Linked DNA regions of Homo sapiens: regions 1 and 3 are each linked to region 2. A link is a contact called in ENCODE Hi-C or POLR2A ChIA-PET data. All regions are on one chromosome and are shown on one strand. Each heading gives the region's core, a stretch centred on a gene start or an enhancer-like site at or near the end of the contact. The rest is flanking DNA. Distances are from core to core; before and after follow the strand shown.

Evidence for each region. Hi-C counts contacts between places; a loop is a spot of excess contacts on that map. ChIA-PET counts read pairs that join two places held with the same protein, here RNA polymerase II (POLR2A). Pooled maps may share reads with other maps.
Region 1: a pooled map shows a loop between it and region 2 (2.2-fold over the local background). The contact joins two enhancer-like sites. A Hi-C loop is called at or near these places in 1 of 50 pooled maps. POLR2A ChIA-PET finds 5 or more read pairs at or near these places in 2 of 52 experiments (GM12878 and activated CD4-positive, alpha-beta T cell).
Region 3: a loop to region 2 is called in a pooled map, with 2.2 times the contacts of the local background. The contact joins the promoter of MAPK1IP1L here to the enhancer-like site in region 2. A Hi-C loop is called at or near these places in 1 of 50 pooled maps. POLR2A ChIA-PET finds 5 or more read pairs at or near these places in 3 of 52 experiments (GM12878, activated B cell and activated CD8-positive, alpha-beta memory T cell).

Annotation. Positions count from the first base shown.
Region 1 is chr14:55,070,663-55,074,643 of GRCh38, reverse strand. No RefSeq gene overlaps it. Among named protein-coding and RNA genes, the nearest start is that of MAPK1IP1L, 21 kb to the right of the region's middle. RefSeq lists enhancers at 1-52, 2,311-2,430. Within about 2 kb of position 2,608, at least 14 of the 41 ENCODE cell types and tissues checked have a DNase peak (open chromatin) inside an H3K27ac peak, as active enhancers do.
Region 2 is chr14:54,855,962-54,859,928 of GRCh38, reverse strand. GCH1 (GTP cyclohydrolase 1) reads left to right here. Exons shown (of 6, transcript NM_000161.3): 3 at 193-248. It also overlaps the pseudogene RNU6ATAC9P. Among named protein-coding and RNA genes, the nearest start is that of MIR4308, 20 kb to the left of the region's middle. Within about 2 kb of position 1,913, at least 2 of the 41 ENCODE cell types and tissues checked have a DNase peak (open chromatin) inside an H3K27ac peak, as active enhancers do.
Region 3 is chr14:55,049,825-55,053,844 of GRCh38, reverse strand. It overlaps MAPK1IP1L (mitogen-activated protein kinase 1 interacting protein 1 like), which reads right to left and starts at 2,198. Exons shown (of 4, transcript NM_144578.4): 1 at 2,042-2,198. RefSeq lists silencers at 1,628-1,787, 2,138-2,377 and enhancers at 2,408-2,607, 2,147-2,836.

The DNA.
Region 1 (3,981 bases), core at 1,359-3,858, 210 kb before region 2:
CAGGAGAGCCACAAGTTCTAGTATTCAAAAATGCACCTCAAGCACCAAAAAGTTGACAACTCTTACCCGGCCACTAGATATTTCTGAAATGATTTAACAAGTTTTTGCTATTTCCCTGCCATTCAAGTATCGTATGAAATAATAATTTCACTGTCCCCTAGTCCCTCTTTACTGTGAATTAGAAACAAAACGTGTATGTCACCCCAGGGTTGGAGGAAATGAAATGTAATTCTATTACATATTTGGTAATATTTATATGCAGCAGCCAGAGACCCTCCAAAATTGGACATAAGCCAGGCGCGGTGGCTCCTGCCTGTAATCCCAGAACTTTGGGAGGCCGAGGCAGGAGGATTGCTTGAACCCAGGAGTTCAAGACAAGCCTGGGAAACATAGCAAGACCCCATCTCTAAAATACAATAAAATGGACATAATTTTTGGTACTACTCAGTTTGTAAGGGGATTAAGTTGGGGGAAAAACTTAGGGCTTTAAGGGAAATTGCTTTCTGACTTGGGAGGGAAAAAGACATAATTGTGGCTATGTGGCAGAAACCTTTGGAGAGGTGCCCAGAAAAGTAGAAAGCCCTGTTCCAACCCTCTTTCTCTATCTAGCTCCTCTATCTTAGAAGACATGACTCCCTGTTCCAAGACTGGGACGTGCTTGCTTCTTGCCGTTGGGACTTACTGAAGATAATGTAGCTACAATTCAGTGACTTGGATATGGTTCTTCACCTTTATAAGATGCAGTCTGAGTAGCACCCTAAATAATATAGTCATCTCTCAGTATCCACAGGGGATTGGTTCCAGGACCCTCCTGGGATACCAAAATCCACAGATGCTTGGGTTGCTGATATTAAATGGTGTCGTATTTGCCTGTAAACTACGCACATCCTCCCTTATACTTTAAATCATATCTAGATTACTTAGAATACCTAATACAATGTAAATGCTAGCACATAGTTGCTATATTGTATTTTACATTTTGTATTATTTATTGTTGTTTTCCTTCGAAATATTTTCCACCTGAGGTTGGTTGAATCCCCAGATGCAGAACCCACAGATACAAGCGGCCGACTGTATGTGAATGAAGGGGTAACTTCTACAGTAAAACATGTTTTTTAGGACAAGTTTTTTCTCTGAGGAAATAAAATCTTCACTGGTACTCTTTTTTTGTTATATTTAGGACAACCATGTGACTTATCACAAACACCAGGACACTTTTGTGGATGCAAGGGAGGTGCTTTAATAATTATACCTGGAGTCTGGGCGTGGTGGCTCACGCCTGTAGTCCCAGCACTTTGGGAGGCCAAGGTGGGTGGATCACCTGAGGTCAGGAGTTCGAGACCAGCCTGGCCAACATGGTGAAACCCTGTCTCTACTAAAAATACAAAAACCAGCTGGGTGTGGTGGTGGGCACTTGTAATCCCAGCTACTTGGGAGGCTGAGGCAGGAGAATCGCTTGAACCCAGGAGGCGGAGGTTGCAGTGAGCCGAGATCATGCCATTGCATTTCAGCCTGGAGGGAAAAAGCAAAACTCTGTCTCAAAAAAAAAAAAAAAAAAAAAATTATACCTGGCAAACAGGAACCAGAATGATTCCAGGCCATATATCCAACTGGGACATATAACCACTTGCTTAGAGCACAAGGTTGGTGGTTAATAAATATTAGGATCACATTGTGTACTCCCTGCTCCCCCCGGCATGTGAGGTAAGAGCTAATCACATTGTGTAACATTTAATCCTTAATGTTGATCACCTAATTTTTATTTTTTTGAGACAGGGTCTTACTCTGTCACTCAGGCGTGGTGCCATCATGGCTCACTGCTACGTCTGCTTCTTGGGCTCATGTGATCCTCCCACCTCAGCCTCCCAAGTAGCTGGGATTATAGGCATGAGCCACCACGCCTGGGTGATAATCTGATTTTTAAAAAAGGAATATTCATATAGAGCTACTATATTAGATGTGCATTGTTTGGGGTATGCTAACATACCTAGTGGATCTCTAGCTAGAGGGAATGAAGAATGTTTTTTCCCTCATGGTACTTTGAGCATTATTATGTTTATAGGTAAGGGAAGTGAGCACAGGAAGCTAATCAGTTGCCGTAAATCACACACCAGAGCTGAGCTCAAAGCTTAAAATAAAAACCCTAAAAAACAAATTCGTGACCCAACACTGATTTAAAAAGAAAAGTAAAAAATAAAAATACCAACTCTGCCCTGTGAATCCCCAGCAATTGTGTTGCTCGCTGAACCATGAAGGGCTGCCCTTTAGAATTTGATCACAGAGGCATCGAAGGTGGAGACTTATTACCCCTTTCAGACGAGAAATCTTATGCTGGGAAGCTGCTTTTCCTAGTTCGCACAAGTCCTCTTCATTCCACTTCTATAAAAAGCCCAAGTAAGAGTCCTAATCGTTAGTCATGCAGTTTAGTCTTTTTGTAGATTTGAGCATTCAAGAAAGGACGCAGGTGATTCATTAAGCTTAGTACTTGGGGTTTTTGTGTGTTGCAGTAACTAAGCAACAGTTAAGATATTTTAACTTAGCATGTCCTGCATTGGCACGTTTAAAAAAAGAACTGTCATGCCGTGCTTGGCAGAACCTCACTCTGACTCTTCCACACTCTGTGCAGTTCCTGTACATCTTGGCTGCCCATCCACTGCTAACAGAGACCTCTTCTGTCTCAGCTGCTCTGACAGCCTTGGCCTAGTGTGTGCCACTGCAGGGTAGCTGGATATCCATGTCTCCAATGACTGGTAACTGCAAAGGCTGGACCTGGAACTAGTGGTTTGATCATCCACTACCTTAATTCTCTCATTCACATTTTAAACCCACTCTTAACTGCTATACCTTTGAACATTTGCCTTTATGAAAACACAACTCAAGTTCTAGGTTAGCACTTGAAGAACTGTGATTATTCACAAAACCATGCATTTCAAACATAACCATTAGCTTTTTTTTTTTTTTTTAACTGAATATCCGATGAAACTCACTAAATGAAGTGTGAGAGGTCTGCTACATAACATTCAATTTAGATAGATTTGATTGTCCAGATAGTTTTGGAAGAACTGCAGTACTAGATGCCTGAACAAAAAAAATAGAACCTAGTGGATAAACTCTAAGCCTTGATAACAGAAGCACTGGTTCATTATTTATGTGGTATGACTCTGGGAATTTAACCTCTAAACAGGATCTTGCTCTGTCGTCCAGGCTGGAGTGCAGTGTAGCCTCTAACTCCGGGGCTCAAGTGATCCTGCCACCTTGGCCTCCTGAGTAGCTGGGACTAGAGGCACATGCCACCACACCTGGCTAATTCTTCAATTTTGGCTTGTGGAGATGGGGTCTTGCTATGTTGTCCAGGCTGGTCTCAAACTCCTGGCTTCAAATGATCCTCCTGCCCTGGCCTTTCAAAGTGTTGGGATTACACAGGCATGAGTCACTGCGTATCTCTTTTAAACTTGGTTTCCTTATCTCTAAAGTGGCTTTTAAATCTACGTATCTTTAAGGAAAGCTAGACTATATGACCATTAAATAAAACGACAAGCTCTGACATAAAACATAATCAGAGCAAAACTTAAAATGTTCTATTTCCTCTTTTCTTACGTAAAACTAAGTATGGCTTAGAATCCCATATGACCCAATTCTATTACACTTGGGAACCTCTGACTATGATCTAAATAAACCTCAAGTAGCAGACATGGTCATTTATAATGGTAGTTTTTTAAAATTTAAAAGCAGCAAATCTGTCCCCTTCCTGAAGCAACTTATCAGTAAGGAAAATACACGAAGTGCAGAGTGGAACTGCTCTAGGGAAAGCAGGGAGAGACTAAGCGTTATAAGCTCTACTTGGTCCTCTCCTCAGCACTGGGAAAATCAATTTTCCCAAATGAGAGAAAAAAGTTTAAGTGCCACGAGGGCCAGGCATGGTGGCTCAAGCCTGTAATCCCAGCACTTTGGGAGGCTGAGGCAGGCGAATCACCTGAGGTC
Region 2 (3,967 bases), core at 664-3,163:
TATGTAATTTTAAAAATACATATATAAATGTTTCATTTTCTAAGTCTTAACAGTTCCAGATGTTTTCAAGGTAATACATTGTCGTGATAAATTACATAAAAGTGTACTATATTCTTTCTATATTTCCTTATTTTGTCACAAAGAAGGCACTGTATTTTCACTCAGCTAATGATTTCCGTCTCTTCTCTGAAGGTCCATATTGGTTATCTTCCTAACAAGCAAGTCCTTGGCCTCAGCAAACTTGCGAGGTAAGTGTGACTGTGCAGTGAACAAGAATACAGGTTTATAGGACCTGCCCTCATCTGCTGAGAATCTATCTCATCAGGCTTTCTCTCTTTACCTGTATGGATCTAACTTGGAAGTCATATTGCAACTTAAAGACTTGGAGGGTCTGAAACACAGATGCCCCTTCCTTCTCGTCCCCTACTGCCTGCTTCCTCTTCCACTTCCCACCCTTTCTTCCATAGATACATACATCCTGGAAGTCTCAGCCCACCTCTTTCTCTGCAGAGCCTTCTCTGACTGGAGAGGTCCTGAGCTTACCTTCAGTCCAGCCCCATCCTTTAAGGGGGGTTTAGCTAACAGTGAGGGGTTGGGGAAGAAGCTGGGCAGGGGTCTAGCTGCAGTGCTCTGCTGTCGAACTTGTTGTCAGGCCTGAGGACTCTTCTATCCTTGTCAAGGGGAGTGCTCACCTTCTTTGCTTTCATACAACACTGCTTTCAGACTTGTAATGAAACTTCCCTGTGGGATCCCCAGCCTCAACCCTGCCTTGCTCTGCACTGGATGCCTCCAGGCATATCTCAGGGGTCCTGCAGGCCAGTCCGTTCATGTCTAGGTTCTTTGTTTCTGCAAACACAAGACTGCCTGCCTTGGCTTTGCACAGCTTTATTCTGATACAGTGTTCACGCTCCTCGCTCTCATTTCTCTTTCCTGCTACAATCTTCTTTTCTGTTGTTTATCCTGTGGGTTCATGCCTTAAAAAATTCCCTTACTGCCTTTTTTATTTGGGTTTTAGGAGAGGTGATGTACATACACGTTCATCTGTGTTTAACTGGAAGTCAACATGGGGGTTTGTGTTCAGATATCTCTGGTAGGCCCCAGCCACCAATATTTTATTGCCCTTAAATATCCTTGTTGTTTCTTCGTATAAAGTTAGTGAATTTTGAGTGATGGAGGAAATACTGGGAGGTGTGTGTGTGTGTGGAGAGAGAGAGAAAGTTAAGAACAAGATGAAGGGGTCGGGTAAAGTGTTCCTACTCTTTTTTTTTTTCAAAAATAATCAAGCTAAGTTTGAATAACTTGAGGTTATAGTGACCATATCATAATTGAAATAAATGAGTCTCGGCCGGGTGCCGTCTTTCACACTTGTAATCCCAGCACTTTGGGAGGCTGAGGCGGGCGGATCACTTGAGGTCAGGAGTTTGAGACCAGCCTCACCAACATGGTGAAACCCCATCTCTACTAAAAATACAAAGATTAGCTGGGCGTGGTGGCGCACACCTGTAATCCCAGCTAATCAGGAGGCTGAGGCAGGAGAATTACTTGAACCCGGGAGGCAGAGCTTGCAGTGAGCCGAGATTGTGCCATTGCACTCCAGCCTGGGCGATGGAGTAAGACCCTATCTCAAAAAAATAAAAATAAAAGAAGAGGAATAAATGAGTCTCTGTGACCAGTTGACTGTGCTGTGGCTCTGATGTGTTCCTGTTTCTTTATGCAGGCCCTGGGATTTAACACAGTTGTGAAATGGTGGTCCTGATATTTCTCAATTCTGTGTTGGAATCTGTAAAAAAAAAACTACTCCAGCAATCTGACAACTGCCCTCTAAAGTTGTTCCTGTTACTTTGTTTTCACTTCCACTTTCTCATTCATTTCCTCTGGGGATCAATAAGAAAGTGGGTAGAAGAGACAAATTTAACTTCCCCAGTTTCTGACCTCATTCCTGCTCAGCTATTTTGCTATTAGATAGGGCTGCTTGGCACCATGAAAGAATATTATATCATAGCTGTAATTGCTTCACTGGAATAAGGCTCTTAGCACAAATCCAGAAACATTCTGGCTGCTTGCGTGTGATCCATCCCTGGTGGCAGTGCTGAAAAGTTGCTGAGAAAAAGTGTGTTGGTAGTGATTGGGAGTAATTAATCTTACTATAATTTTTATTAACGACTCCCTTCCCAGTAACTTACCCTCAACTAATGATGTATTAAACCAATTTCATGTCAACTGTGAGTAAAAGTATCTTTACTAAAATTGGTTATTCTTATGGTTTTATAATATACAGTCTAAGTAAAATCAGCATGCTTACTGTGCAAACATAGCTGTAGGCCCAGTCCCCTGGGCCTCCCTGTCAGCAAGATTGCTAACCCTATACCTTGCCCATATAGAAATTCCAGCACTGCTGATGCCTATAACAGACTGTCCATATGTGAAAGGTGTAATGGATAGTTTCATAGTGTAAAAAAGCTTGGCAGATCACATTAGGCCTTGGTCTTAATGTAACAGCCTTCTCTGAAAAACCAACTGTTGATCATGATTAACACTTTATGGGAAATGGACTCTTGAGTGATTCAGTGAGATCATACAATAAATGGCAACCTGGTGGTAGAAGGAAATAATCTTAGTTATTTCCTTTCCAAGTGAAAGGAAAAGATCTCAAATAATTAAGCTTTTATGAAACAATACAAAGGAGTTGATTATTAGCATGGGGATTTGTCCTTAGACTAATAGGATTAAAATTTAAGAATAAAATGGAACATGAAGCCAAAGAACCAAGTGTATGTTGCTTTCAAATATTTTGCAAAAAATTTGAATAAAGAGTCTATTAAATAGAAAAGAAGACTAAGATTTTATCCAACTACTTATTCCTTATAAGAAGTAAGAATATTTAGAGAATGAAGAGGAATAAAAGCTGAATGTCTTAGCAAAACTTCACTGCTCATTTTAATCTTATATATGAAGTTTGTTATATGCTTGCCTTTAAATGAATGACCTTTCAGTGCCAGTGAAGTCAAATATCAAGCAGTAAAGCCTTAAGTAACAAGAAAATGCCAGAAGTGAGTTGATCTGGCTCAACTCTAGTAGAATTCTAGAATAAACTTAGTTTGAATAGAACTTTCTTTTGTTGCTGAAAAGCCATTGAACATGTATTCATTTTCTTCCCTTAGAAATAACTGAGCCTCGGCTGGGTGAGGTGGCTCATGCCTGTAATCTCAGCACTTTGGGAGGCCGAGGTGGGCAGATCACTTGAGGTCAGGAGTTCCAGACCAGCCTGGCCAACATGGTGAAACCCCATCTCTACTAAAAATACCAAAATTAGCAGGGCATGGTAGCATGCGCCTGTAATCCCAGCTACTTCGGAGGCTGAGATGGAAGAATCGCTTGAACCTGGGAGGCGGAGGTTGCAGTGAGCCGAGATTTCACCACTGCACTCCAGTCTCGTGACAGAGCAAGACTCTGTGTCACTAAAAATAAATAAATAAATAAATAATTGAGTGAATGTACGAAATCTTGAATTTAGAGTTGTAGTATCTCAGGTAGCCATGGCTGACCTGTTGGGTGGGCACTGTGCCAGCTACTGTGGAGGCTAAAGAAGCAGGACATGGCAGCCACCCTCAAGGAGAGTGCACAGGGCAAGACTGCAAGTGCCATGGAAATGCCTGCTGTAGCTCCAAGTTCAGAGGAGCCATGATGGCTGTGGCCTGGCAGGTGAATAGACCTGGAGGTGGAGGGATGAGCAGAATTCTAAATGGGGGAGAAGTTTCTCTAGGTATAGTTAATGCATGAGCAAAGACCAGTCAGAGGGTAGGAGCAAGGCCTATTCCAGTGGATGGGAACCAGATTGACTGATGGAAGTAAGAGTAAGTGAGGTGAGTATTAGATTACAGAGGGAGCAGTATTTTTTTTTCTTTTTTGACTATAAAAGCAACATACCATTTAAATACAAATGAGTGAATAAAGTGAAAACTTTTCT
Region 3 (4,020 bases), core at 949-3,448, 190 kb before region 2:
CCTTTAGAGAAATTATAGTATTACATGGAGATTCCTGAGATGTGCTGTCTTTTGCAGTCCATAAGGACCATAAGGAAAGAGCCGGGAGTAGAGGGCGGTGAAATGGGCCCTAGGGAAAGAAGAGCAGTTAGTGTAAAAACTGGGAGAATCTCTGGGGAGGTATAAGCAGTTCAGATGGGTTAGAATATAGCGAGAAAGGGAAGGGTTGTATTAAAGTCTTAGCAGAGTGACCTTAGACGAGGGTTTGAATTATTTCACTAAAAGTCGGCTCATCTGAATGAACCCGAACTATAAAGAACAGGCCATACTATTTGTAAAAAGCACGCAGTTTAAAAAACAAAACAAATAAAAACCAGGCCAGTAATGTTGCGAGGAACTAAATGGGACTCTGTCCAATCAAGTGCCTAAAAAAATAGTGCTTGGGTGGAAAACAAATACCAAATTCTCTTTTCTTTGTATGTGGACATCTAGCTTATAGGTAAAAAAGTAAACGTTAAAGTATGATTATCTAGCTATAACTGCAGCTCTTCACTGGTTGGTTCGGCCAGAGTTGACAAGTCCAACTCTCCAAACTTGAGGCAAAGGAAGATCGGAATCGTACCCACATCATAGATTTGCTGTAAAACTTTTAATAAACAAATCTCTTAGTCGCTGCCTGGAATATAGCAAAACCTCAACAAATATTAGCTTTTATGATGCCTACTTTTAGGTCCATAAATCTTTATCTGCCCTAGTTTGGCACAAAACTTACATGGTGGCAAAATGTGACCTGAAGCTATTTATAGTTTCTATTCGCCCCCACTTAGAATGAATGTTCACATCTATTGCTGCAAATATTAATGTTGGATTATGGGGTGCCCCACTCTGCTGGGGGTGTTATCTCTCGTCTAACATGACTTTCTAAAAAGATGAAGATAAAATCCAAGTATTTTTGAATTCAAAACACACTAGCTTCAAAAGTTTCAGTTAAGAGACTGGGGATGGATTTTACCCATTCCGCCTGGAGTGAGGAAAAGAACATTCCAATATTTGCAATTCACTCCAAGTTTCTGAAGCAAACTCGCTTTGCATTGTGGGCTCAGAGATGCCAGCATGAAAAATTTCTATTCTTCCCCCAAAGAACACCAGTGAACAAAGAACTTATGAAATGTTTCTGAAGGCTACCTTTGCCTGTAATGAGGGTTCCTTTTCGAAACAGACCTTTACAACCCCCAGGTGTGTATTTCTCTAGTAGTAAAACTAAAAAAAATTCTTGCGGTCGAGTGAGCCTGGCTTCATGCTTTAACACTGGAATCTTTACCTATTAAAAGCTGTACTCTTGCTTTTCAAGGTAAAGAGGAAAACGGTCCAGCTATGCATACGCTATCGCAGGTATGTGCTCCTCAGTCCTAAAAAAGGAGATCACTGAATTCTGCCCTTCTCGTGGTTTGCCCTGGGTATTCATCTAATGTATCCGTGAGCAATTCCTCTAGTAAGTCATAACCAGAACGTTGTCACACTGCGGATTAACAAGCGCCCGAGACTCTTGTAAGAATCTTTTCAGGCCTTTCCCTTTTTATTAAAAATTAATGAATGAGTGTAATAGGGTGGGGGTAGAGGGGAAATCGGGGCCAAGGGGCGCGAGGCCGGCAGCCGTTTAGGGACGCACGAACAAAGGGAGTCCGGGATCAACCGGAGCGAACCGGCCTCCTAGCGGGTCGCGCCCGCCGGGAAGGGGTGGGGGAGGGGCCGGCCCGCGCCCGCCCCGCCCCGCAGCCAGACCTGACGTCAGGCGCCCAGAAACCCGTCGGGCGCGACGTCAGCGGCCTCCGACACCTTCTCCCTGGGGGGCGATCCCCAGGCAGCCCGCAGCGTGGAGGAAGGCGACCGATAGAAACGCTTAGTCCTGGTGCCAGGCAGGCGACCACGGCCCGAGCACTGGACGTGACTCGATGCACCTCGGTCACCGCGCCCGCTTCCCGCTTGGCCGCGCCCGCGGGCTCCGCAACCCCAGCTCCCCGATTCCCCTTCACGACTCCCACTAGTACCGAAGCAGCCTCACCCGGCAATATCCGAGACCGCAGTAGGGTCTAGAAGCGGCGATGGGTCCGAGGGACTGGGCCCTGAAGACGCGGGCGCAGCCTGACTGACGGCAGCTAGAGCAGCGGCGGCAACAGCACCAGCAGCGCGCGGCTCCTCCTGGCGCCGGAACAGGAAGCGCCGAGCGCACCGCCTCCGCCCGTTCTCCCCCTCCCCTCAGGCCGCGCCGCGTGCGCCTCCCGCAGGCCCCTGGCGGTACTGCGGCCCGCCAGGCCTAGGGGGATGGGCTCCACCTGGCGCCGGCTCCGGGCCGCTTTCCCCTGGTGGGCGGGCTAAAAGCTCCCAGAGTTTCCGGAGTTCCGAGGACTCGGAGGAAACGCCAGTGGCTGCCGATGTTCACGGCTTCCCGGCGGAAATTGCTAACTTGTCTTGAGTTGCTTGAGGGCTGATTCTGGATTCCTTTTGCTCAGCGGTTTTTACAGCTAGGCCTCGAAGGAGGCTGGGTATGGACGCGGTCTGATTTCGGCCTGACCCGAGGACTCAGATCCTCGGGCCAAAAGTGGGGAGAGGGAAAATATTAATACAGGAAAGGGAAGACGTTTGCAAATAGCTTGACAAATTGATATTTGCTTTCTTTGTAGATTTTTCCTCATCAATGCCTCTTCTCCCATGTTCTTTTTTGTTGTTTTTGAGACAGGGCCTCTGTCACACACGCTGGAGTGCAGTGGCGCGATCTCGGCTCACTGCAACCTCTGCCTGCTGGTCTCAAGCAATCCTCCCATCTTAGCCTCCGAGTAGCTGAGACTGCAGGCATGTGCCACCACATCCGGCTTATTTTTGTGTTTTTGATAGAGATGGGGTCTCACCCTGCTAGCCTCAAGCGATCTGCCCGCTTCGGCCTCCCAAAGAGCTGGTATTACAGGTGTGAGCCACCGTGCCCAGCCGCCATCTTCATTTCTGAATAAACATTACCTCCTGTGTCAGGCACAGATGACATGACCCCAGTCAAGGAACCTACTAACTAGCAATAAAGATGTCGTGATAATTATATGGTGTGCAAAATATATACATATATGCAATATACTTTTTTTTTTTTTTTGAGACGGAGTCTTGCTCTGTCGCCAGGCTGGAGTGCAGTGGCGCGGTGCGATCTCGGCTCACTGCAACCTCCGCCTCCCGGGTTCAAGCGATTCTCCTGCCTCAGCCTCCCAAGTAGCCGGAACTACAGGCGCGCGCTACCTTGCCCAGCTAATTTTTGTATTTAGAGACGAGGTTTCACCACGTTGGCCAGGATGGTCTCGATCTCTTGATCTTGTGATCCGCCCTCCTCGGCAAAGTGCTGGGATTACAGGCGTGAGCCACTGTGCCCGGCCAATATACATTTTTTAAGATATAAAAATATCCTAAAAGTATGTGGTACACTTGCATCTTGCTTTGTGTAAGGCATTAGTGAGTGAGTGGGTGGCCATTTAACCATGAACTTGTTTAAAGGAAGACATCCCTGGATGTTTTCCACAGCACACACAATTCTCACACTGAAAAAGGGGCAACAGAGGAACTTCAAATACCTAAGCCGAGAGTCTTATTTTTGGGTAAGGGCACACAGGCCTATGGAAAATTACACGACTGGTGTGGACCTAGCCTGTTCTCACTGGTGACAGTGAATCAGCAGTGCCTTGAGCCATGCTGAAACCTGAAGCAACAAGAAATCAGTAATCTGGTCAGGTTTGATTTGAAATTTGGTATCTTGCTCATCATAGGCTTTTTTGCATCAATTCAGATATTACAATATTGTACCAAAACATTGTCTTCCTTAGTCGTATAGTCAAATATTTGTCCCTAAGTGCCTCACCATACCCTAGTCCTGGCGCTGTGTACCAGTAATGGATAGCCTCCAACTTTTCCTTGCCTGCAATCAGCCAGTAGCTGAGCACGTTGGAGGGGTCTAGATCTAGGCCATTCCTGTCCCTGTGGGCTTCTCTACAGGCAACCTTTGCTTGG